4 separate regions of the Mus musculus genome follow, and regions 1, 2 and 4 are each linked to region 3. The links are chromatin loops, found by intact Hi-C in ENCODE. Cell type or tissue: left cerebral cortex. All regions are shown on one strand. Each heading gives the region's core, and the rest is flanking DNA. Links, peaks and the distances in the headings are about the cores only.

What was found. Peaks named below come from ENCODE experiments on the same cell type or tissue, not always from the same donor. Only the 100,000 strongest peaks of a DNase experiment are listed, where the experiment ranks them.
Region 1: a loop joins it to region 3, with 5 times the contacts of the local background. A loop is called at or near these places in 24 of 42 quality-filtered maps.
Region 2: a loop joins it to region 3, with 2.7 times the contacts of the local background. A loop is called at or near these places in 28 of 42 quality-filtered maps.
Region 4: it touches region 3 in a loop (4-fold over the local background); 10 of 42 quality-filtered maps call a loop at or near these places.

What each region holds. Positions count from the first base shown.
Region 1 is chr19:34,639,696-34,645,417 of GRCm38, forward strand. Ifit1 (interferon-induced protein with tetratricopeptide repeats 1) reads left to right here and starts at 1,194. Exons shown (of 2, transcript NM_008331.3): 1 at 1,194-1,292. The coding sequence starts at 1,288. It also overlaps a transcript of Ifit1bl1 not described here and a transcript of Ifit1bl2 not described here. In left cerebral cortex, for the core only: no CTCF peak of the experiment used is centred there; no DNase peak of the experiment used is centred there; H3K4me3 peaks cover 458 bases.
Region 2 is chr19:34,471,705-34,477,426 of GRCm38, forward strand. It overlaps Ch25h (cholesterol 25-hydroxylase), which reads right to left and starts at 3,444. Exons shown (of 1, transcript NM_009890.2): 1 at 2,079-3,444. The coding sequence starts at 3,422. The coding sequence ends at 2,526. In left cerebral cortex, for the core only: no CTCF peak of the experiment used is centred there; DNase peaks (open chromatin) are centred at 3,135 and 3,456; H3K4me3 peaks cover 1,691 bases; H3K27ac peaks cover 306 bases.
Region 3 is chr19:34,331,498-34,337,219 of GRCm38, forward strand. No RefSeq gene overlaps it. Among named protein-coding and RNA genes, the nearest start is that of Fas, 44 kb to the left of the region's middle. In left cerebral cortex, for the core only: a CTCF peak has its summit at 2,990 (motif pointing right); a DNase peak (open chromatin) is centred at 2,997.
Region 4 is chr19:34,761,523-34,767,244 of GRCm38, forward strand. No RefSeq gene overlaps it. Among named protein-coding and RNA genes, the nearest start is that of Slc16a12, 17 kb to the left of the region's middle. In left cerebral cortex, for the core only: no CTCF peak of the experiment used is centred there; a DNase peak (open chromatin) is centred at 3,406.

The DNA.
Region 1 (5,722 bases), core at 537-5,536, 310 kb after region 3:
AGATGGGATTAGATGTTTAACTTCTTTCAATATTTTTAATATATGGAGGTGAGAAGGATGAGCTGAATTTGAGGACCTAGACATCAAAGGTCAGGATAAGGAACTAGACAGCAATAAAGGCTGAGATTACAGGTTAACCAAGACAACAGACTAAAGTATTTGACCTCAACCTGAAACAGTGTGAGCCCCACTGTCTGTAGTTCCCTAGATTGCTATTAGCCCTTAAAATGGTATTTATTTTACGTGTATGAACACACTGTAGTTGTCTTCAGACACACCAGAAGAGGGCATTTAATCCTATTACAGATACTTGTGAGCCACCATGTGGTTGCTGGGAACTGAACTCAAGACCTCTAGAAGAGCAGTGAGTGCTCTTAACCACTGACCCATCTAGTAGCCTTGCTATTAGTGGGATAGCATCAAGGCTCTGAATAACCATCACCCTTTAGGGATTCCATGTTTGGTTCTTGTTAACATGACTATGATTGGTGGAAAGAACCCTTTAGAGTCACCTCAGGAGAAGTTAACACAAAGCATGGCTCTACAGCTCTCTGGGCAATGGGAAACTGTCCTGGTTTATAAAGACTGTATTCCTAAGGCTTCGGATAGGCTGGGAAGCTATGGACCAGTCAATGCAGGTGAATAATGACATCTGTGGAAGATGCTAAGGATAGACACACAACAAACCAGCTAGTATCTTCTTCCACTTCCACAATGCATGAGAACTCACTCTTCCAGTCCCAAACTTTCCCTTTGCCATCCTAAGACCCCCTAGTGCCACATGGGAAAGTCTCACTTCCAAGGAGGAACTGCAGACCTTCAGTTGCTTGGAAGAAAGAACAACACTGCTTCTGAAGATGCCAGTCTGCTTTCCATTTTATCTGTATCACCTCCATCAGCCCCTACCTAACAGATAAGAGTCTCTGGGTGGCAGGGATGTCTCACTCTCTCTCTCTGGACAGCAGTCTGGATCCGACATGTCTGTATCCGTTTCAGAGCCTTCTCCTCATCGATTTCAGTGGAGAATGCAGTAGGGCAAACCCCACAGTGCCCCACAGTGCGTCTCCCTGGATAAACTGCAGGCTTCAGTTTCACTTTCCAGTCTCAGTTTCAGTTTCTCACTGCTGACTGAAAAGAGCACACCCCCTAGCTCACCCAGCCCTTTAAAAAAAACCTGAGCTTCCAGTTGGTGTGACAGTCTGCAAGAGAGCAGAGAGTCAAGGCAGGTTTCTGAGGAGTTCTGCTCTGCTGAAAACCCAGAGAACAGCTACCACCTTTACAGCAACCATGGGGTAAGGATTTCCCTGTTCTCCACTCTGAGGGAACCCAGGACACAGACGTTTGCTAGTGGCTGTTTCTGAGTGTGCCTCTAGCTTCTCTTTCTACTGCTGATGGGGAACAAGGATGCTAATTGTCCTGAGGGTCCAGGGAGTTTGCTTAATGCCCCCACTAAGCTGTGTGCCTGGTGCTGGATGTGTGACTGGAAGCTTGTTTTGATTTTTAAGGCTGTCTCACAGCATGTAGTAGGACGTACCTGGGAGAGAATTTAGTGCATGCTCGGCTCACAAACAAAGATGATTACCAAACAGGCCCTCTGGAATGGAATAAAGGACCACCAGTGCCCACTTGGTGCTCCAAAAGTGAGCAGCAGGTTAGAGTATGCTCCTTCTGATCTTCTGAGGACATAGTCCTTAGAATGTTCCAGCATGTCCTCAGAATCTTCCAGCCTATCCCTCAATGGACCTCTTGAAATGCTGTTCAAGCTTTCTGTTCCAGGCGCATTCATTCCCATCCCTGGCTGGCTAAACAAATAGCCAGGGCAACACCTCTCTCTCTCTCTCTCTCTCTCCCTCCCTCCCTCTCTCCCTCCCTCCCTCCCCGCGCCCCCCCCCCCCCCAGGATTAAGAAACAAAAATGTGTCAATTCTATTCTCTCTGACAAGAGGTATTAAAACCTTTTGGCCAAGAAACTAAATATATATGAATAAATATATATGAATATATGTTATATAAAGCCATGTCAGGAAGTTTGATAAGGTAGAGCAAGTAGAGACCCAGAGACTCGGTGGGCACACAACTGAGGCTTAGGGTATGGTGGGTAAAAGTTCTATACCTGAGTCAAGGGCCCCACACATCACCAGGAAGATAATGTGATTGATACAGTACCACCAACCAGTGGTTCCAGATTTAATAGATGGTGCATGGGGCACTACATCACACCCTGAGCCTGAGTATGGAGATATGGAACATCTGTGTTTTGCAACTGTTCAGAGGAATAGAGCATATAACTAACAAGAAAAAAGGCTCTCCTGCCTACCTCTGAGACCTAGGGAATCAGGTCACCTCTGATCCCTTGAGCCTGTGGGCCCCCTACTCCTATTGCCCTTCTGAAGTCAATTGGTCCAGAAGGTAAGAAGAAGTTTGGTAAGGTAGAGCAGATGCTATGCATAGGTGCATGTACCTCCACCTCAAGACAGAGAGCCCAGAAGGATCCTTGTGAGCCTCCCAGTCAAGGCAGACCTTCCTGGGCTACTGCTGTCCAGTTTTCAGAGTCCTCTGAGCTGTCCTGACAAAATCTTTATTTCCCATAAGGTGCAGGTACAATCTCTAATTCCAACTGTGGGATGCTGTAGCCAGGGAAAGCAAAGTAAAGCCAGATTGAATCTGATGCCCCTGGGTCAGGATTAATCTATTCCTACAGAAGCTTGTCCAGCATCTTAAAGTGCTCTGGAAAAGAAGGAGTAACTATGAATTTGGTTATGAGAGAGAGAGTGAGAGAGAGAGAGACAGACACAGACACAGACACAGACACAGAAATAGGGAAAGACAGATGATGGGGTCTCTGAGAATGCTGTGGCCAACAGAGCAATGGTCTCTATGAAGTAAGAAGGAAATCTGGTTGAATATAATTTAGCCAATGTCGGTTCAAACTTCTAGAATCTAACCTGGCACTGTTTGTTGTAAATATATTTCAGCACAATAAAATATAGCAAAATGTTTCCTGGTGTAATACAATCCTCTGTGTACACGGAGGTATCATGAGGTATAATTACACTGAAACTCAATTCAAAGTACATGTGACTTCTCTCAAGAGGATTAATTCCAGAGATAGGCTTCATACGTTAGCTGAAGGGCCCAGGGAAAAATCTGGTATGGTGTAAGTCATACAGATAGTACGGAGGTCATTTGGACTATTACCATTTCCATCCCTGGTTGTGTGAGCTTGGGGGAGCCTCGGACCATACAAATAAAGCAAAGGTTACCTATGCTATTAGCCATCTCTGGTCCTGCTGTATGAGGTTAATGTGTTCTGGCTCTACAGAGAACACAAAATACAAGGTTATTAGTGTTTATCTGTTTATCTGTTTATAGGAGGCAAGGACCTATGTGCTCCCAACTGACAGTCAGAGAGAGAAGATAAAACAGAGAGGGAGGGACACACACACACACACACAGAAAGAGAGAGAGAGAGACAGACAGACAGACAGACAGATATACATAGACAGATAGACATAGACAGAGAGAGAAAGATCAGAAACTTCTTACCCTTTTGTCTCTATCTAGCTTGGCTTATCAAACGTTTATATAGATAGAGTCCAGAGTCCAGGAATAACTGTCAAACTTTTCCAGGGGCACTGTTGAAATACCCACATATTTTTGTCCAGCATCAGTGAATTGGACCAGACACAAATGATGAGAAAAGAAACATTTCCTTAGAAAAGAAAAAGTATTCTGGAAATGGGAATGGACTAGTAAATTGAGGGACACAAGCCCAAGGAGCACTGGGCCACAGGCTCAGCTGACCAAGCCAGCTCATTCAGTCAACAGGGTCTGGAGGGAGGGAATGAATATTGAAGAAAGAAAAAACAATTAGACACACTATAACTTGACTCCAGCCAGTTCTAAAGCTGATGTGTGTTTATTTTTCTCCAGTCTGCTTTCTTACCATTCTAGAGACATGCAAAGAATATGGTCAGTCCTAAGGCATAAACAAAGTAGTCAAGGAACAAACAAAGCATAAACAGAGTAGATAAGGAACAAACAAAGCATAGACAAAGGTCCCATGATTACCTTATTCAGGGTCTTAACAAGACCCATCAATATACAAAGAACACTTTCCTCAGCTGTATCCATCTTGAGCCTATTTCCTTGTTCTAGCCCAATGTCAAATTCCTAGAAAGTGGCACCAAGAGCTCTCCACACTCAGGAACCCTTCGATGCCAAGAATAATGCTCCCTGTCTCTTCTCCAGGTTGGCACATCAAGGACATTTTGGGCATCTTCCTTCCATTACTTGAAGCCTAGGGAAGGAAGGACTGATAGTGTTTTTCTGCAAACTTCCAGAATTCATGGCCACTGATGCTCTTTCTGTGGTCCCCAATCTCCCAACACACTCCATAAGCTCTGAAATACCATGTCAAGGGGTCAGGGGAGCCTCACAACTGCTTCCCTTGAAGATTTAAAATGGTGCTGGGCCGATGACTCTGTGAGTAAAGGGCTCACCAAACAACCATAAGGGCCAGGGTTGAATCCTAGTGCTACTACTGAGAGGAGGGAGAAAGCACTTGGCTTTCAACCTCAAATGAACAAGGTGAAGACCAGTGCCTAATGTTGTGCTGTCCTCTGACCTCTGTATGCATGCCTTGGCATAAGTACCTCATACACACACACACACACACACACACACACACACACACACACACACACACACACAAACACACATGTACATATACATAAATTTCTAATTATAACCTGTTAAGTCCTTATAATATTAATTGTGCATATGCTATCAGGAATCACCATTTGGTGTTGGACAACCTATGGGTGGTCTCTTTCCTCAACCTTTGGTGTTGGACAACCGATGGCTGGTCTCTTTCCTGGGGGAGTCTTCCTCTCCAGTCTTTGCTTGGCTGCTCGTTGTTCTCTTTGTATAGTTAAGTCTGGTGTCAATCTTTTTCCGCTCACATTTGGGCATGCTTATTGGTGAGGTTTTCAAAAGAGTTGGACTTTCCAGGAGAAATGGCATTCAGAACTATTCCAAAGATGATAAGATTCCCAAAATGGAAGGAACCTTTCTCTATGTATCACCTTAATAAGATATGTACTTATTTCTCTAACCCATAAGTCCTCATCTCAAAGTAGTTACCTGCAGACTTTCAGTCCCCACTTTAGCTGAGAACGTGTTATCTTCTCATTTTCCTTTTTCCACCTCCCTTTGTCAGGTACCGGGTAGAATGCCTTGACACATGGTTAAATCTTGTTTTCTGAAAAATATTTCTTACCTTTAATGAGACTGAACCTTTGCCAGGACTGAAACCAAGATGATAAACTGCCTTGAGAGCATGTCAGGCTCTATACACAGTTAGACATGTCACTGGAACACACACAACAAACACAACAGACCACAACTATAGGAAAAGACCTAGGGAGAAAAGTGGGAACTCAATTTGTGGCTCAATCTTGCTCTAAACGGTTCCCTTAGTGTGACAGCAAGACACTGACACTCTGGGCAGCCTCTTCTCTTAGGACCTGGTTGTAGCTGCTTGCAGGATTATCTCTAACTCAGTAAGCTCTTTCAACCCTGACCTCTTAGACAGATGCAAAGATTTAAAGCTTGCTTGCCATGTTTTGTTGGGAGCTTATTCTCCATCTTAAACTGTGACTAAACTCTCTTAATGTTTCCTAAAACATCCCCAAAAGAAACTGCTTTCATCAGATTTACAC
Region 2 (5,722 bases), core at 195-5,194, 140 kb after region 3:
TTGCACAGAACACGGATTTTTTAAGATTCATTCATTTTAAGTATATAAGTATTCTATCTGCATGTGCACCTGAATGCCAGAAGAGGACATCAGATCCCAGTAGAGATGGTAGTGAGCCACCATGTGGTTGCTGAGAATTGAACTCAGGACCTCTGGAAGTGCTGTTAACTGCTGAGTCATCTTTCTAGCCCTGAGACAAATTTTTAAGATTAAAAAACCCAAGTGCCTGTGGCTTTCTTTCATGTTGTGGTGAGTCACTAAAAAGAAAAGAAACAGCCAGAAAATTGGGAAGTAAATGTTTTAGGGAAGCCTCACTAATGCCAAGCTAGGATGAAAGTTAAAAAAGAAACACACACACACCGCAATAAATAAACCCAACTAAGGACATGAGAAACCATCTCTTTGGATTTGATAATGCCTATTTTACTCCTACTTGGAAATAGATACTAAACCATGGGACCAATCCTCCATGCCTAATGTGTGATGCTGCTGAGGAAGATAACTACATCCCTTATGGTGGTGTTTCAAAGAGTAAGTGAGACAAAGAGTGAAGAAAAAAAAAAAAAAAGACATACAAATGTGACCTGTTAGCCTTTGTCATGCGGCCTTTCACCTATCTAAAGTCTCTCATCTTTCTGAACAAGGCATCAGCTACTGACTTGGGACTTGGAGAAAGTGTTTCTAAATCGAACACTTTCCATGTGTTGGATTGCCTCATCTCATTTCCCTTTTAGGGCAAGGTGACACGAAACATTGTTACAGACTCTGACCTTGAGCTGAGATAAATTGTTATTATACCGCCTGGCTGGCTTTGGGTGTCTAGAGCTCTTCACCTTAATAACAGCTGCACTCAGTACTCCACATCTGCCTGATTATTATCCTCTTTCTCCACTCACTGTGCATATGACCGAGGTGATGGAGCATGTCTAGTGCAGGGCCCCTCCTTGGACTCCTCTTCTGCTTTCTGGGAAGTTCATGTTTTTATAAATAAGATCTTTCTGTCCCAGTCTGATACAGTTGCAGACAAGGGATGTGGTAACTTCAGTTCAGGAGCCAGGAAAACACCTCTGAGCATACCTGACACAATCAGCAGACACCAGATACCACAGCAGCTGGGTAACGGGAAAGATTTAAGATAGTTCCCAGGAATCCCTTTAACAGACAATGGAGAACAGATCTTTAGATGCTTTTTAAAAACTCCTTAATAAGAACATTTAGGTTCATATATGCTGAGCCCACAATGCTATGCAAATCTGTAACCTTGACTTCTGACATCTTCCTTTTTAACGTTAGCCTTTGGGATCAATACTCTCAATTTATCATTAAAGTAACTAAGCTGCAGTTACATGAGACATTTGATGGCAACATCTGCCTAGCCAATAATTTCTATTACTGAGCAGCCCAGCTGTCCCTTCCTTTTGTCTTGATATTAATTTTCACCTCCTCCTTTTCATACTATTTTCATACTATCTCCTTTTGCAGAAGACAAAACGGGAAGTCTAAGACTGAAAGTTACTCTCACCCTCTGTTAAGAAGAGGCTATATGCTTGGCATGTGTGTCTTCATTAAGAAAATAAACTATAGGAAAACTCCAGGCTGCAGGGGCAGCCTTTTAAGGGTCAGTTGTGCTAGCCAAGAATAGACTCTACCTTAAAATGGAGCTTAGTTTATCAGCTTCCCTAATGCACTAACTTGGCTTATCAAGGCGTTACTCTGATTCTAAGTTACCCTACGCATAGCACTCCAACAATACAGAAGAGACTGGTCTTAATCCCCTAGAAAAGTAACCTACAGAGCAAGTTTTTCACGTGCTTCTTATGTCAAAACCAGACAAAAAGCAGTGTGAATAAGCAGTCAGCTAGCCCCTAGCCTTCTTCCCAAAGTTACTCCCTAGCCCCCCTGCCCAATACCTGACACCAAATTGCTCTTGCCATGGCAAGACTGGTAGATGCTTCAAAGAACACTGAGAAGCCACAGACACACACACACACACACACACACACACACACACACACACACACACACTTCCTTTTTAGTTTTTTTTTTAATTCATCAGGCCCACCAGGAGCTAATGCTTGTTTAGTTCATGTTCTTTTTATTTTTAAAATACAAATAAAACTTTTTTCAATATAAATATATCATTTCATTCAAAAGTAGAAAAAATATACTATAACCTTGGTCACTGCCCAGCAGGAACAAATTTGATTATTTAAAGAGTCAGAAATCAGGTCTTCTCTCAACATGTGAGGTTAGAGCCCAGTTCCAGTGCGATTTCATACATAGGAAAGTCTTGGTTCTAGAAACAAATCATTTCAGAGATCATAATGATTCAAATACACCACGCTGAATGTCTACCTTGTGTCCTGGAGTCAATGACACTGGGATAAGTTGAAATTTAACACCAAGACCACAATTAAATTCACATAGAAACATTATATAAATTACTTTGTCAGGCTGCAGAAACAACATTAGATTTTATAGCAGTGTGCATCACTTTAAAAGTTACAAACTTCTAATAAAGTAACTCAAGTCTGTTTCTTCTTCTGGATCAAGTGTACAGCGCATCGCTCTCTGGAGTTCACGCAGCGCTCACCGCAGGCGCAAAGGCTCTCTGGCAGGGGCGCGGACCGCAGAGTGCCCAGCATTTTGTCCCAGTGTGTGAAGTAAGGAGCAAAATTGCAGTTAAACTGAGAGTGATGCATGTCGTGGTGAGCCACGCCCCCGTACCAGCCAAAGGGCACAAGTCTGTGAGTGGACCACGGGAAGTCATAGCCCGAGTGGTCCTCCACCGACAGCCAGATGTTAATCACGTGAAAGGTAAAGATGGTGAGTGGGTGACACCGAAGCACCGCGACGTTCAGCACGTCGAAGAAGGTCAGCGAAAGCAGCTCCCAGAAGCTCATGTATTGGGTCGCCAGCGCGAAGGAGGACGAGTTCTGGTGATGCACCTTGTGGAAGGTGCGGTACAGCCAGGGCACCTTATGGTGCAGCAGGTGCCACGCGAAGATCTCGGTGTCGAAGAGCAGCAGGCAGATCAGGACGTGACTTAGGAGCTGGACGAGCTCAGGGGCCTCCTGGGGGAGGAGCGCCGGGCTGCGCACCCAGTGCAGCAGCGTCACCGGGAACACGAACACCAGGTGCTGGTAGAGTGTCAGCCCCAGGCAAGGCAGAAGCTGCTTTACGGAAGGCGAGAAGTCCGGGTGGATCTTGTAGCGTCGCAGGATGGGGACCCAGGGATACAGGACGTCCAGCACCACGAACGGTAGGCAGAAGCCCACGTAAGTGATGATAGAAAAGGTGACTGGGAAGATGGGTGAGCGCGTGAACGCCTCCCTTGTCCTTATGGTGTCCCAGAGGGGCTGCAGGAGCAGCTGGCTGGAACAGCCCAGGTCTTGGAGCTCCGAACCGTTGTAGCAGCCCATGCTGAGACTATGTCCCACAATTGTGGTCTCCCCAGCCCCGCCGACTTTTCTTAAGACTGTGGCCACTCCCCCCAGTGACGTCACCCTTCCGTCTCCTTCCCACCTCCCTTTCCCTGCTAAAGAATTTTGCTTAAATAACCCGAATTTTGTTCCTGTCTATGTCCTGGTTTATAGCTGCATCAAATCTCCCCTTCACGCAAGCAGCGGCCCTTAAAGCCCTTTCCCAGACGTAAAGAACTGTTTGCTTGCCTTTCAGCTGATGTACTAATGACACAGGAGAGAGCGATTCTGCCTTGGGACAGTTCACCCGCCATCACCGCTAAAAACTAATGAGTTCTTCGCTCTCAGAAGGCGCTGTTTCTCAACCAAAGCAGAATTCCCTGGGTTTTAAAATATCTGTTTTTGACTGTTTAAAGACTTATTCTACACCTTGGGGGACTCTGAGTGTGCGTACCTCACGCCACAGTGCTGGTACTGGGTCCGTTGCAGACAGGGATTGAGTCCTGTAGGAGAGGGAACCTGGCATCCTCCAAAAAAGAGCAGTCAGGCTCGCAGCCTTTTGGCGCGGACGACTCTCCCGCTCTGGTGCCCTTAAAGCCCGCGGTGTCAAGAGCAGAGATCAGATCCTGCAAGACAGCGGTCAAGAGGGCAGCACTGCCAGCCTTTGCTCTGGGTTGGAGAACGGAGGCTTAACACCCGTAAAGGCTCACTCGATTGGGCCAAACCGCAAAGGCCAGTGGAGAAGAAGATCTGAGCAATCTCATAGCCTCCCGGAACATGTCTCATCTCCCCTGCCATTTCCTTAGAGGTCCCTCAGGCTCCGACTTTTACCAACCCTCAGTTGTTCCCTACTCCTCAACTCCTGGATACCCTTTCAGACACTGGGACTGATCGTCCAGGGACTGAGCACAGGAGGTCAGTACTATATCCAAGGAGAGTGCCCTAGAGAGTGGAGCACAGAAATCAGCCCCGGGTAGCGGATACACGGCACAGAAGATCCCAGAGGAAAGCCAGGGGCCATTCTCCCAGGGTTTCCTTCTTGAATTTGTGTCTTTACAGCTGCTTTTCTCTGCTGGAAGCTAACATAGTCTTATACAAGCTTGTGTTTCTTGTGTTATTTTCCAAAGAAAACAGGGATTGTAGCTCTAGGAGCCTGCTGCCAGTCCCCCCTGGGGGGGGGGAGGGGGAGGGGATGGACTGTAACTTTTGCCTGCACAAGACTGTTACTTGTGATTCACACTCATCAAGAACTGGCTCCCACATTTGTCAGGAAGTACCCCATAACTGTGGCTTCACAGCTCTCTATCTAAGGCCTCAGCACATACCAAAGGAAATAAGGCACACAATCACTTTAACTTTGTATTTCACAGGTAACCACTAAGATATTTGGAATTAAATGCAAATAGTTAAGGTTTTTTTTAACATGAAGAAAAGATAAAAGGATATAAAAAACAAACACATATGGTAAAAATATGGTACAATAAATGGGTCCAACATATACCCAGGGTGTGTGTGTGTGTGTGTGTGTGTGTGTGTGTGTGTGTGTGTGTTATAATAAACAGGTTCATTTTATAGAGAGAAAACATACATACACAATAGGTAAGTTCATGATTCAGGCTCTTCCCATTTGGTAGATGTTCCAGAGTTATCACTGTTAGAGGAGGTGCACGCTCTTCATTCATTCTCTAGGGCCTCTAAACTGTAGCTGTGAACTGTATAGCAGCCTCAGAAAAAAATAAAAATAAAAACAATTTTATAAGACTCATTACAGCCATTATGGAAACCAGCGTGGGGTTGTCTCAAAATAAAACTAGCATATAGCCCAGCTATGCACTCCTGGCCATAAACTAAAGGACTCCACATCCTATTGATGTACAAGACTACACCAAAGAGCTAGAATGGGCATGAAAAGGGATTTGTATAGGAAACACGAAGTCACTCAAGTGGAATTTAGCTAAAGGCGTGCTTGCTGCCTTCAAAATACCCCAAAGATAGTCTGCTAACCAGACCTGCTAGAGATGAGGGACGTTTAGGATGCTGTAATATAAACGTTTACTCACTAGGACCGACCAGCCATTAGTCTCTGATTCCCATGCTAAAGGAGAAAGCTGGCTGACTCATGCCCAGCCATTAAGCAGTGATTCCCATTGCAAAGGCATACTTCTGAAAGGACAGCTCATTCATGGTGGGTAGTGTCAGGATACAGCTACCATGAAGTGTTGGTCTGCCATCAAGTCCCCTATGCTCTTATCAGGAAAAGCATAGTTCTGTCAGGTGCACAAGATGACTCGTGGTAACAG
Region 3 (5,722 bases), core at 465-5,464:
AGGGTTGCAGACCCCTTCAGCTCCTTGGGTGCTTTCTCTAGCTTCTCCATTGGGGACTTTGTGTTCCATCCTATAGATGACTGTTAGCATCCACTTCTGTGTTTGCCAGGTACTTGCATAGCCTCATATGAGACAGCTATATCGGGGTATCTTCAGCAAAATCTTACTGGCATATGCAATAGTGTCAGGGTTTGGTGGCTGATTATGGGATGGATCCCCAGGTTGGGTAGTCTCTGGATAGTCCATCTTTTTGTCTTAGCTCCAAACTTTGTCTCTGTAACTCCTTTCATGGGTATTTTGTTCCCTATTCTAAGGGGGAATAAATATCCACACGTTGGTCTTCCCTCTTCTTGATTTTCTTATGTTTTGCAAATTGTATCTTGGGTATTCTAAGTTTCTGAGCTAAAATCCATTTATCAGTGAGTGCATATCTAATGACTTCTTTTGTGTTTGAGTTTCCTCACTAAGGATGATATCCTCCAGATCCATCCATTTGTCCAAGAATTTCATAAATTCATTGTTTTTAATAGCTGAGTAGTACTCCATTGTGTAAATGTATCACGTTTTCTGTATCCTTTCCTCTGTTCAGGGACATCTGGGTTCTTTCCAGATTCTGGCTATCATAAATAAGGCTAGCATACATTTTCATTGGTTTAAATGCTTACTTAGACCTCTTAGCAGTTCAGTGCTTGGATGAATACCTTGGTTCTAGGCAGAAAGAAGATAATAAACTGTAGTGAGCTGATTTGCTGTATTATATAAAGTGCTGATCCTATGAAGTAGTTCTGTTGGGGTATGACAAACCCCTTCCAGATACCCTCCAGTGGAAGGCTCCAAAGATGGAAACATACTGACGGAGGTTGTGCTGTCACCTGAAACACCTTGGAGATCTGTGATGTAGATGTTATGTATATTTATAAGCTTTTGGGACAGAAGGGTTTTCCTTCAGATATAGTCAACTTTGTATTTTAAAGTAGAAACTGGGATGGGGCGAGGGCAGGTAGCTCAGAGCGTAAAGCATTTGGTGCGTGTGCTTTCCAGCCTGAATTTGCATCCCCAGCCCTAAAAGAAACCAGTCACTGTAATGGTGGCACATCCTTGTAACCCCATTGTTGGAAAGCAGAGACAGGTAATGCCAGAAGCTCCTGACCAGCTAGTCTACCAGAACCGTGGGAGTAAGATGTGTTCTCAAACCAAAGCGGTGGAAAGCGATAGAGGGGGACATCCTAAGTAAGAATGGCTACATGTGCATGTGCACCTGCGAATGTGCACGCATCACAGACACGATAATTAAATATGTTAGAAGGGAAGATGTTAGTTAACCAAGTGACTGCAAGGAGACATGCTGATTGTGTGTGTGTGTGTGTGTGTGTGTGTGTGTGTGTGTGTGTGTGTGTGTGTGAATATGATGTATATGATGTATTCAGCTTTTATATCACCTGTTTACTTTCTAGTCAGAAAGACAAGATCTTCATTCTAGACACTTCACCATCAGTAAAATAACGGTCAATCTCTAACTTTGTTTCTAATATAATACTGCTTTAGGGGGAAGATTTTTTAGTGAGAGGAGACACGTCCTTGATACTTTGAGCTTCATTAGAAGATGCCTCCAGTTACAGGGTAGAAGGATCTACCTGAGCCACAAGTCCAGAATCATACAAGTGGACAAAATGGTCCTACACCCCAGTAAATAAAGTGAGAAAAAATATGAATCACTTGACTGTTGGTTACTATCACATGACTTAATTACCTTGTTTTTGATGAGTAAATCCATGAAATGTAGGATAAAAATGTCTCAGCTCCAGATATATCCATTTGCCTAAGAATTTCATAAATTCATTGTTTTTAATAGCTGAATAGTACTCCATTATGTAAATGTACCACATTTTCTGTATCAATTTCTCTGTTGAGGGACATCTGGGTTCTTACCAGCTTCTGGCTATTATAAATAGGGCTGCTATGAACATAGTGGAGCATGTGTCCTGAGTGAGGTAACCCAATCACAAAAAAAGTCACTTGATATGCACTCACTGATAAGTGGATATTAGCCCAGAAACCTAGAATACCCAAGATACAATTTGCAAAACACAAGAAAATCAAGAAGAAGGAAGATCAATGCATGGATACTTCATTCCTCTCTAGAATAGGGAATAAAATACCCATGGAAGGAGTTACAGAGACAAAGTTTGGATCTAAGACAAAAGAATGGACCATCCAGAGAATGCCCTACCCAGGGGTCCATCCCATAATCAGCCACCAAATGCAGGCAATAGTGCATATGCCAGCAAGATTTTGCTGAAAGGACCCTGAGATAGCTATCTCGAGTGATGCTATGCCGGTGCCTGGCAAATACAGAAGTGGATGCTCACAGTCATCTATAGCATGGAACACAGGGCTCCCAATGGAGGAGCTAGAGAAAGTACCCAAGGAGCTGAAGGGGTCTGCAACCCTATAGGTGGAACAACAATATGAACTAACCAGTACCCCCAGAGCTCTTGTCGCTAGCTGCATATATAGCAGAAGATGGCCTAGTTGGCCATCATTGGGAAGAGAGGTTCCTTGGTCTTGCAAACTTTATATGCTCCAGTACAGGGGAATGCCAGGGCCAAGAAGTGGGAGTGAGTGGGTAGGGGAGCAGGGAGGGGGAGGGTATAGGGTACTTTTGGGATGGCATTTGAAATGTAAATGAAGAAAATATCTAATAAAAATTTTTAAAAATATGTCTTAATATATCCTGAATGTGCTATGGTAAATGATTTCTTTACATTTATTTTAAAAGCCATGCATTACTAGTCCTTTATTCCTAAAAGACAGATAAAAATGGAAATCCCTGTGTTTGTTTTCCCTCTTACTAAATGTAAAAAAAAAAAAAAAAAAAAAAAAAAAAAAAGGTCTCAGCTATAAAATAAAAGGCCCAAGGATCTGTCAATAAAATATAACAGTGGGCTCCAAACAAATGGGAAGGAAAGCGGGGCTGTGGTTCCACACGGCCACAAGATGGCACTGTTTCTCCAGCACTGACTCAGGTCCTGGTTGAAAGTTTCTCCAAAGTATGTCACAGTTTAATTCTCATATTCAACTTGCCAACAAAAGAGCAAAACAAAGCAGATATTACAAGAGTTTTATCTAAAATAAGGCAATGTCTGATTCTAAGTCAACCCCTTTTTATGGCCTAGCTGTATAATTTTAGATTTAACATCTTGGATGTTCTTTATCCATATCTGTAAATTAAAGTCACAGTCCATCAGTTGTTCCTATAACTGTAATGCACAGGAATGAGACACCCATGAGAGGATGTGATAAACTGTAATAGAGTATGACATTGGTTCTTAAGATTAACGTTCATAGAAACCACCTGAGGATGTTTGGAAATGTGTCCTGCAGATGATGTGGCTTTGGGAAGGGGGGGGGAAGCACTTGTCTCATACCCATGAGTCCCTGGGTTTCATGAACAGCACTCTAAAATTCATATCCCCAGGTCCAGACATGCTTCAGAAGGTTTGAGACTGGAAATATTCATGTGCTGCATAATTAATCAGCAATTATGAAAATGTGCAAAGTCTCGGGTCACAGCCTGAAAGGCTTCAGTATGCCAACACCCATGGAAAGAAATATTTCCAACTTAGAGATTAATTCACTATTTAACTAAAAGTTGAACAAGCACTCCACCATTTTTAGACTAACTAAAGGTACGTGTATATTATATTATAATACAAATATATCAAGTGTAAGTGCCCATTCTCTTAAGTTAATAGAATGGACTTGAGAAGGAAGTGTTTGCTGGGTGACAGTCAGATAACAGGACCAGGTGCAGAACATCTGGAAGTCAGCTGATAGACAGGTATGCTCATGTTGTAGGACCCAGACAGAGTTGATGGAGTCCCCCTGTGCTCTGCCTTGTGACCCCTATACACTCTTATTTGTCTATAAACAAGTGACTTGGTGTCTTCTATTAAAGACTGAAGCAAGCTCTACTGTACTGAAAGAGAGTGAGAAAATTTAGCAACAAAGTTCCATGAACCTCTTAGAATTCTTTGTCACACAACTGCCAAGGTTTGTTGGCTAAAGCCAATGGAACTTTTTCTAATCTCTTCTCTTCCTTCTCCGTCTGCAAGGGGTCTCAGTCTGGTTCCCAGAAAACATGGTGGGAAAGATTGAAGGTCTAGCTCTAGGCCAGAGGCCAGTGTGTTATCCTCAGAACCTGGGTGTGCATGCTCAAATCCCATCTTAGGTATCAAGAGTGCACAACAACAAAGTCTTTACAAATTGCAGCAAAACCGGCTTCATTTGGAAATATATTCAATACTCATCAATAAAGAGAGACAGCAGTTTATGTTGAACCACTAGGACTCTTGATCTTTCTACAACTATCTATCAAATAGTTCTTACTTTTTACAGCTAGGCACTATTCTAGGATAACATGCTAATAACATGCTAATAACATACAAAAAGACCACCAATCTGGAGCTGGATCTCTCATAACAGGACGGACAAGAATTTGTGTAATGATTGTGCAGAATACTATGTTATGAGATTATAAATGCTCCGATCCGTTTATCAGGACAGGGAGAATTGAGGCAAAGGTAGGGAGAGAGAGAAAAAAAAAGCAAGGTGTGTTACTACTATATAGAGTGGTCAGGAGAGGCCTCAGTGAGATGGAGCAAAGATTTGCAGCAGGGTGGCCTAAATCTGAGGGAGGACTGGAACAAACGCCAGGACAAGCCAAACACGCGTGAGGGTCTGCAACGGGGTCAGTATGGCTGCAGTGTACAAAAGGAGAAGCATGACAAAGAGAGGTGACAGTGTCCAGATGCCTGGAGCTGGTCTTGTTGAGGGACAAAGACCTTGCCAATGCATCTTCCTATTTCCACAGCTAATGCAAAGATAAATTGCATGGACCAGATACTTCTATTGTGTAGCTTTATTATTTAAACAAAATTTCTGGGGCTGGGGGAAATACAACAAAGTTGCGGGTCTTCAGGAAATGAACGTTCCTTTGGAAATGAGAGGTTATGAGACATGGTTCCCGATGAGATTTAGGACCTAAGGGTGGATTGGAGGGTGTGCAGAGAGTGCTGCTTGAATCAGCAGGACTCTGAAGAAGCTGTTGAGAGAGTCCCACTGCAGCACTTTCTCCAGTTCTGCTGAATTCTGGTCCAGGGCATACTCTGCCCTGGTGCTTCTCCATCCTCTCCCATGGCCTAGCACTTGACTGACGGACACATCACACCTTACTCATTCCTTCAGGAGAAAGGGCTTTCTCAAGAACTTGGAAATCGGAAAGTCCCTTTCTTCCCTTTTGTTTTTAATCTAGGCAAAAGTCACATAACATAAAAACCAACCATCATAAAGTATACAATTCAGTGGTATTTAGTATTTCACAACATTGTGCAACTTTTTTTTTTTACTTCCATCTGGTTCCAAAAGCTTTTATTGCTTCGAAGGAAAGCTAGTGTGTACTAAGCATTTACACACACACTCCCACACCCCCGCTGTCCCCTAGCCCCAACGCCCCATCCGCAATCATCAGTAAGAAGATTTCTGTCTTTAGGTTTAGCTATTCTGAGGATGTCAAAACATAATCATGCTTTGCACAGCCTTATATGTGGTGCATCTTTCAAGAGAGACCATTTCTTAGCAGTAAAAATGCTCAAGTGAAGACTGCAGAGTTTAGTTGCTCCACAGTCGTGCAATGGCATCTAGTTCTATCGTGTACTAGCTG
Region 4 (5,722 bases), core at 329-5,328, 430 kb after region 3:
AGATAGATAGATAGAAGTAAATAAATATATAAATACACATAAATAAAATAATAAAAAATTTTAAAATATTGAAATCACCAAAAAGATCATGACATTTTAAGTAAACTTATGATTTTGTGCTTGGCATCATTCATATCTATCCTGATGTCCATGTCAGCTTCCAGTCACAGGATGGACCTGCAAGTAAGACCTCAAGAAGAACAGGAGTAGTGCCCATTGTGGTCTTCACTGTGTTCCCAGAGCCTAGGATAATGCCCAGCATCCTTACAGACTGAATGATTAAATGAATGAATGAAAGAACCATATATTCTCACGGTGATAATTCCCTGAAATGGGCAAGGTAGAAACTTCCTCTCAATGATAAGTTTATGCACTGTAGCATTAAATGGCACTCCAGGGCTACAGGTAGTGACTGGGGAACTAGCCTAGAGTCCACTGCTCTACTGATCCAGTAGAGATGGATCGCAGTGCTTTTGGAAAGTTTCTATGGTGATCAGAGTTTGCTTTGTCTTCTTTGGAAAAGATATATCAATGCTCTTCTCTATGTGGGAAAATATGACAGCAAGGAAGAAGGGTTTTATGTGGAAGACTGCCAACTGACTATATAAAGCAAATGTTATTAATTATTGTGGTTTTATGAAAACATTGTTCAGTGAATCCATGTAGCCTCATTTTCAAAATATAGACTTATGGCCTTAAATATTCTGGCAATCTATTTTGAAGTTTATAAAGAAACCAAAACATTTCTCCCCCAAGTATAAGAGCTCTTGACTCTAGCTGCATATGTATCAAAAGATGGCCTAGTCGGCCATCACTGGAAAGAGAGGCCCATTGGACTTGCAAACTTTATATGCCCCAGTACAGGGGAATGCCAGGGCCAAAAAGTGGGAGTGGGTGGATAGGGGAGTGGGGGGGTATGGGGGACTTTTGGGATAGCATTGGAAATGTAAATGAGGAAAATACCTAATAAAAATATTTTAAAAAAAGATTGGAGATGAGGACAATCAAAGCACAAGGGAATTCCCTGCTCATCCAGAAGGCAGACAGAGTTGCAAAGGCTAGATAGAGAGCTCTGCTCATGCCCAAACATTGAGTTGTGAGTGCTTCCCAAGGCTTACTCATCAGCCAAGAGACAGCAGCACCAACTGCATGTGTGAGCAAACATCTTCCTTGTGACAGTTCTACCTCTACACTAGAGCCTAAAATGAGTTTTAATTTTTCCCATTGCTTCTTTAAAACATACTGTGGCCTATTGAGCTGCAACTGAATCCAGGACTCCAACTACCCCACTGCTCTGGGTTGCTTTACCCCTATTGTATGATTACTGTAAATTTTTATAAGCCTGATTCTCTCACTCCTGCCAGTCCAGGATGGTCTTGAACTCCTGAATAGTAGAATGATAGATAGGTACCACTCCACTCCACCTGGCTTGTGTTTCTTCTTTCTTGTGACTCTATATTTCATTTTAGGAATCTGTGACAGTTATAAACTAATGATGTTGAGGGAAATTACATCTTCCTCCTCTTCAGAATTATCTGCAAACAGTCTAGAGTAGTGGGGTTGAGTTAGAGCTGGCTACTCTCCAACTGTGGCAGAGAGCATATTGAAGTAGAGAAGGGAGGGGTATCAAATTAGGGAGAGCAGGGGCGGGTGGATGATGAAAACTAGCTTTCAGGACCTTTTCAATTGTTTCTGATAATTCAATTCCATCCAAGTCAAGCCAACCCAACTACACAGTTATCGGAAACTTTCCGAGAGTCAGGAAGTAAGCTGAAAACATGCCAGTGAGCAAGCTGGGCATTAACTCCACTCTAATAAAATCAAAAGCCAGCAAAATGAAGAGGAACCAAGATTAAGCTAGATTAGATGGTAAAGTCTGCATGTGGCTTTCCTACCTCACCATCAGCCTGACATAAGAATTAGCCATGTAGTCAACATAAGTAAAGGAAATTCAAAGAGATGTGGCTTTTTAAAATGTTACCAACTCTTTTACCCATAAAATAACCATCAAATGTATTTTAATAAGCTCTCACATCCGCAGCCTTTCATCTGCTCATTCACATCTACATGTTTATTGAATTTCCTATGTGATATTGCACTGTTTTTTTCTTAATTTAATAGTAGGGTTCATATGCACTCCTTTTATTAGATTTACGAAATAGAATTTTTGGCTTGCCCAGTACTTCTTGCGACGTCATCTGATAGCTGTTCTCCAGTTGACCATCACGTTTGGAGTTGTGAGTGTTTGATAGAACCATCACAGTGCCTGTGTAAGATCCAGCTACTGCGGCACGTCTTTTGCTTTCTAATTAGCTCCTCTAAGATAATTATCACTTTCCACATTGAGTACCACTGTACACACAGCGTTTGTGAAAATGACATCCTTTCAAATAATTGCCCAGTTGCGTGGAAATCCTTGTCCATCTTCAGTTGGTTGCGGTTCACAGTAGTGGTCACCATATTTGTCAGACACATTCCTGCATTTTGCAGATATTGTGTGACTAAGTGGGAAAAAATAGATTTTTATAATAATGTAGAGTAAGGTAATCAAATTTCTTGAGTCTGGGACTAAATGTTAGCAATGATAATTTTGTGGACAGAGGCAGAGGCACAGATCTCTGTGAGTTCTAGAGGCTAGCCAGCTAGGGCTACACAGTGGAAACTTGTCTCAAACAATGATTATTAAAAAAAAATAATCTCATCCACTGATAACTTTGCTACCTTTTATTTTTTTAATCGAGAAAGTGTCCCTAAAACTCCAGATTTCTTTTGAAAGGTAAAAATTCCAGTACTCTGGGTAAACTTGACATTTTTCTCGTTCTCCTTGTACCTCTTCTTCTTTCCCCTCTCTATTCTTTCTTTCTCAATTTTCTTTCTGATATGCTTTTCCAAAGAACACAGGCTGGCCTGGTTCACCAGATCTCTGTCTCAGCCTTGAGAATTTCATACATGCATACAATGTATTTGAGCTTGCACACACACACACACACACACACACACACACACACATTTTTCCCTTCAATCCATGAGGTCCTACTAACCCATCTCCTCCGAGTTCTATGCTTTCCTTTTTAATTATTTATTTGTATTATTTATTCTTATAGCTCCTCTCAGTCCAATTTGTACCCATGCTTGTGGGGCCATCAGCTGTGGCATGGGCACCCTATCAGAGGCTAGGTCTGCAACGAAAAGTGGCTCTTCCTCCCTTAACAGCCATGCTCAGGAGCCTCCTCTCTACCCATGCAGGAATTTTGACCATCTTGGTTTTGTACAGGTCTTAACTTCTCTACTTTCATTCAGTTAAAACTACTTCCTCTCCTCTCCACTTGCCTCCCTTTGCCCCTTCTGCTTCTTTTGTCCCTGTAGGATCTTTTCTCCACCAAGGCAGTACTCACCAACAGTCATATTGTGATTCTATTTTTACTTTTTACACTTACTCAGTCTTCCTTCTGCAAACACTTGGCACTGAAGAGGTAGGTGTTTTTATTTAACTATGACTATATGTCATACTAGGCCTATGTGTTGACAATGATAATTTTACAGACAATATTCTACACTTGAAGGAGTATCAGGTATTGAGACTAGAGCCAAAACAGCTGTCTGGTAGAGGAAAATTATGTCTCAACTCTACTATAGACCGTTCTGTTCTGAATGTTGCTCTTTCCTGGAGTCATGAGGGTGAGTTAAAAAAAAAACCTAAATAATTACTAATCCTAGATATTCAAACATCAGTGCAAAAACACAAGAAACATAAAAAAGCAAAGCAATGTGATTCCTCTAAATATTTTTTAAAAATTCATGGTAAGGGTCTTCAATGAGAGGGAATTAAATGTAATTCCAGAAAATGAATTCAAAAGAATACTTTTTTTGGCTGTTCAAAGAAATCTAAGAAGCTATGTATAAACTCATGAATGAATTCCAAGAGAACACAAATAGCAAAATGAAATAAAAGAACTAAATATAGTATATGAATGTGAAATTCAATGAAGAAAAAGAAATACTAAGAGTACTTTGGAAATTAAAAATTCAATAAGTCAAATGAAAGCTTCACAAAAGTCCTCACTAACAGAATGGATCAAGGGAGAGACAAATTACCAGGCCTTAATTAAAAGTTAAAGGAATTGGACCATTCAGACAATGATAAAGATATATTAACAAGAACAGACCAAAGATTCATTGTCCACGGGACACTGTGAAAAGAACAATGACATAGAAAGATAAGACTTTTGTGATAAAAGCCTAAGAACTAGTATATATCTACTATACCAAGCAAAGCTATCTGTCACAGTTAATACAGAACTGCTTTCTAACATAAAAAAAAATCACAACCCCCAAGCCAGCTTTTCTAGAGATATATGGAAGAGGCTTTCATTCAGAGCAAGATAAACACATCCAGGAAGCTGCAGGAAAGAATAAACTAGTACAGAGTGTGAGTTAAGCAAACAAGGAATAGAAAGAAATTACAAAATGCTGAAAGTTAATATACACCTCTAAATAATTATTATAACTGATAATATCTTCAATTTCCCTCACCAACAGACACAGGTTACTCGATTGCATTTTTAAAATGACCCATTTGTTATCTCCACGAAGTGCAACTGAACACCAAAGACACAGGAAACCTTAAGATTAAAGGATGGAAAAGGTATTCTAGGCAAACAACCTGGGAAAGTGCCTGGTGTCACTGTCCTAATATGGTAGGAAATAGGCTTTAAACCAAAACAGGAGAGATAAAGAAAATCAATTCATAACTTGTTAATGGGAGGATAATGAAGAAGATACTATAATTTTAAACATATGCACCAAATGCAGGTGCATCTGATTTCATAAATCAACATAGTAATGTCTTGTATGGCATGCTGGTGGCCAATACTGCATACTAAAAGAAGAACTCAAAGGATTTCCCCTAAAATTGGGAACAGGACAAGGTGTCCAATTTCTGCCATTTATACAATATAGTGCTTGAAGCATTTGCTAGAGAAATAAAACAAGAGGAAAGAATTAAAAGGAATAAAAACAGAAAGGAAAGTCAGAGAATCTTTTTTGCAGATGATAAGAATCAAATGCATGAGACTCTCAAGACTGACATAAAACTACTAGAGCTGATAAATATTCTCAGCAAAATTGCAGGATACAAAATTAGCACAAAATTAGTAGTTTTTCTTATCTACTAATGACAAAATTACATTAGTTTATATCTTGTAACATATATTGTTACAAAGCTGCATTAATTTATGTATGTGTTAATATACCAATAACAAAAAATACATCAAACAATTACACTAACAGTTGCCTCAAAAATATTTTGGAATAAATCTTACCAAGAAAGTAAAAGACAAAAAAAGAAAAAAGAAAGAAAAAAAGTAAAAGACTTCTATACTGAAGATAAGTAAACAGTGAAGAAAGAAATTGAAGAAGACACAGGATGAGGTAACCCTCCCATGGTCAGGGATTGCTGATCTAATATTATAAACATGGGTTTACTACCAAAAGCAATCTACAGACTCAATGCAGTTCCATCAAAATTCTAATGCTATTCTTTACTGATAGAAGGAAAACTATCTTAAAATTTATATGGATGTAGAAAAGACCCCAGACAAAGACACTGACATGGGCAAAGACGGCTGAATAGGACTTCAGTCACTGAAGCAATAATATCAATGACTGATAAATGGGCCCCATGAAAGTAAAGGGCTTCCACTGGGCTAGGGAGATGGATATA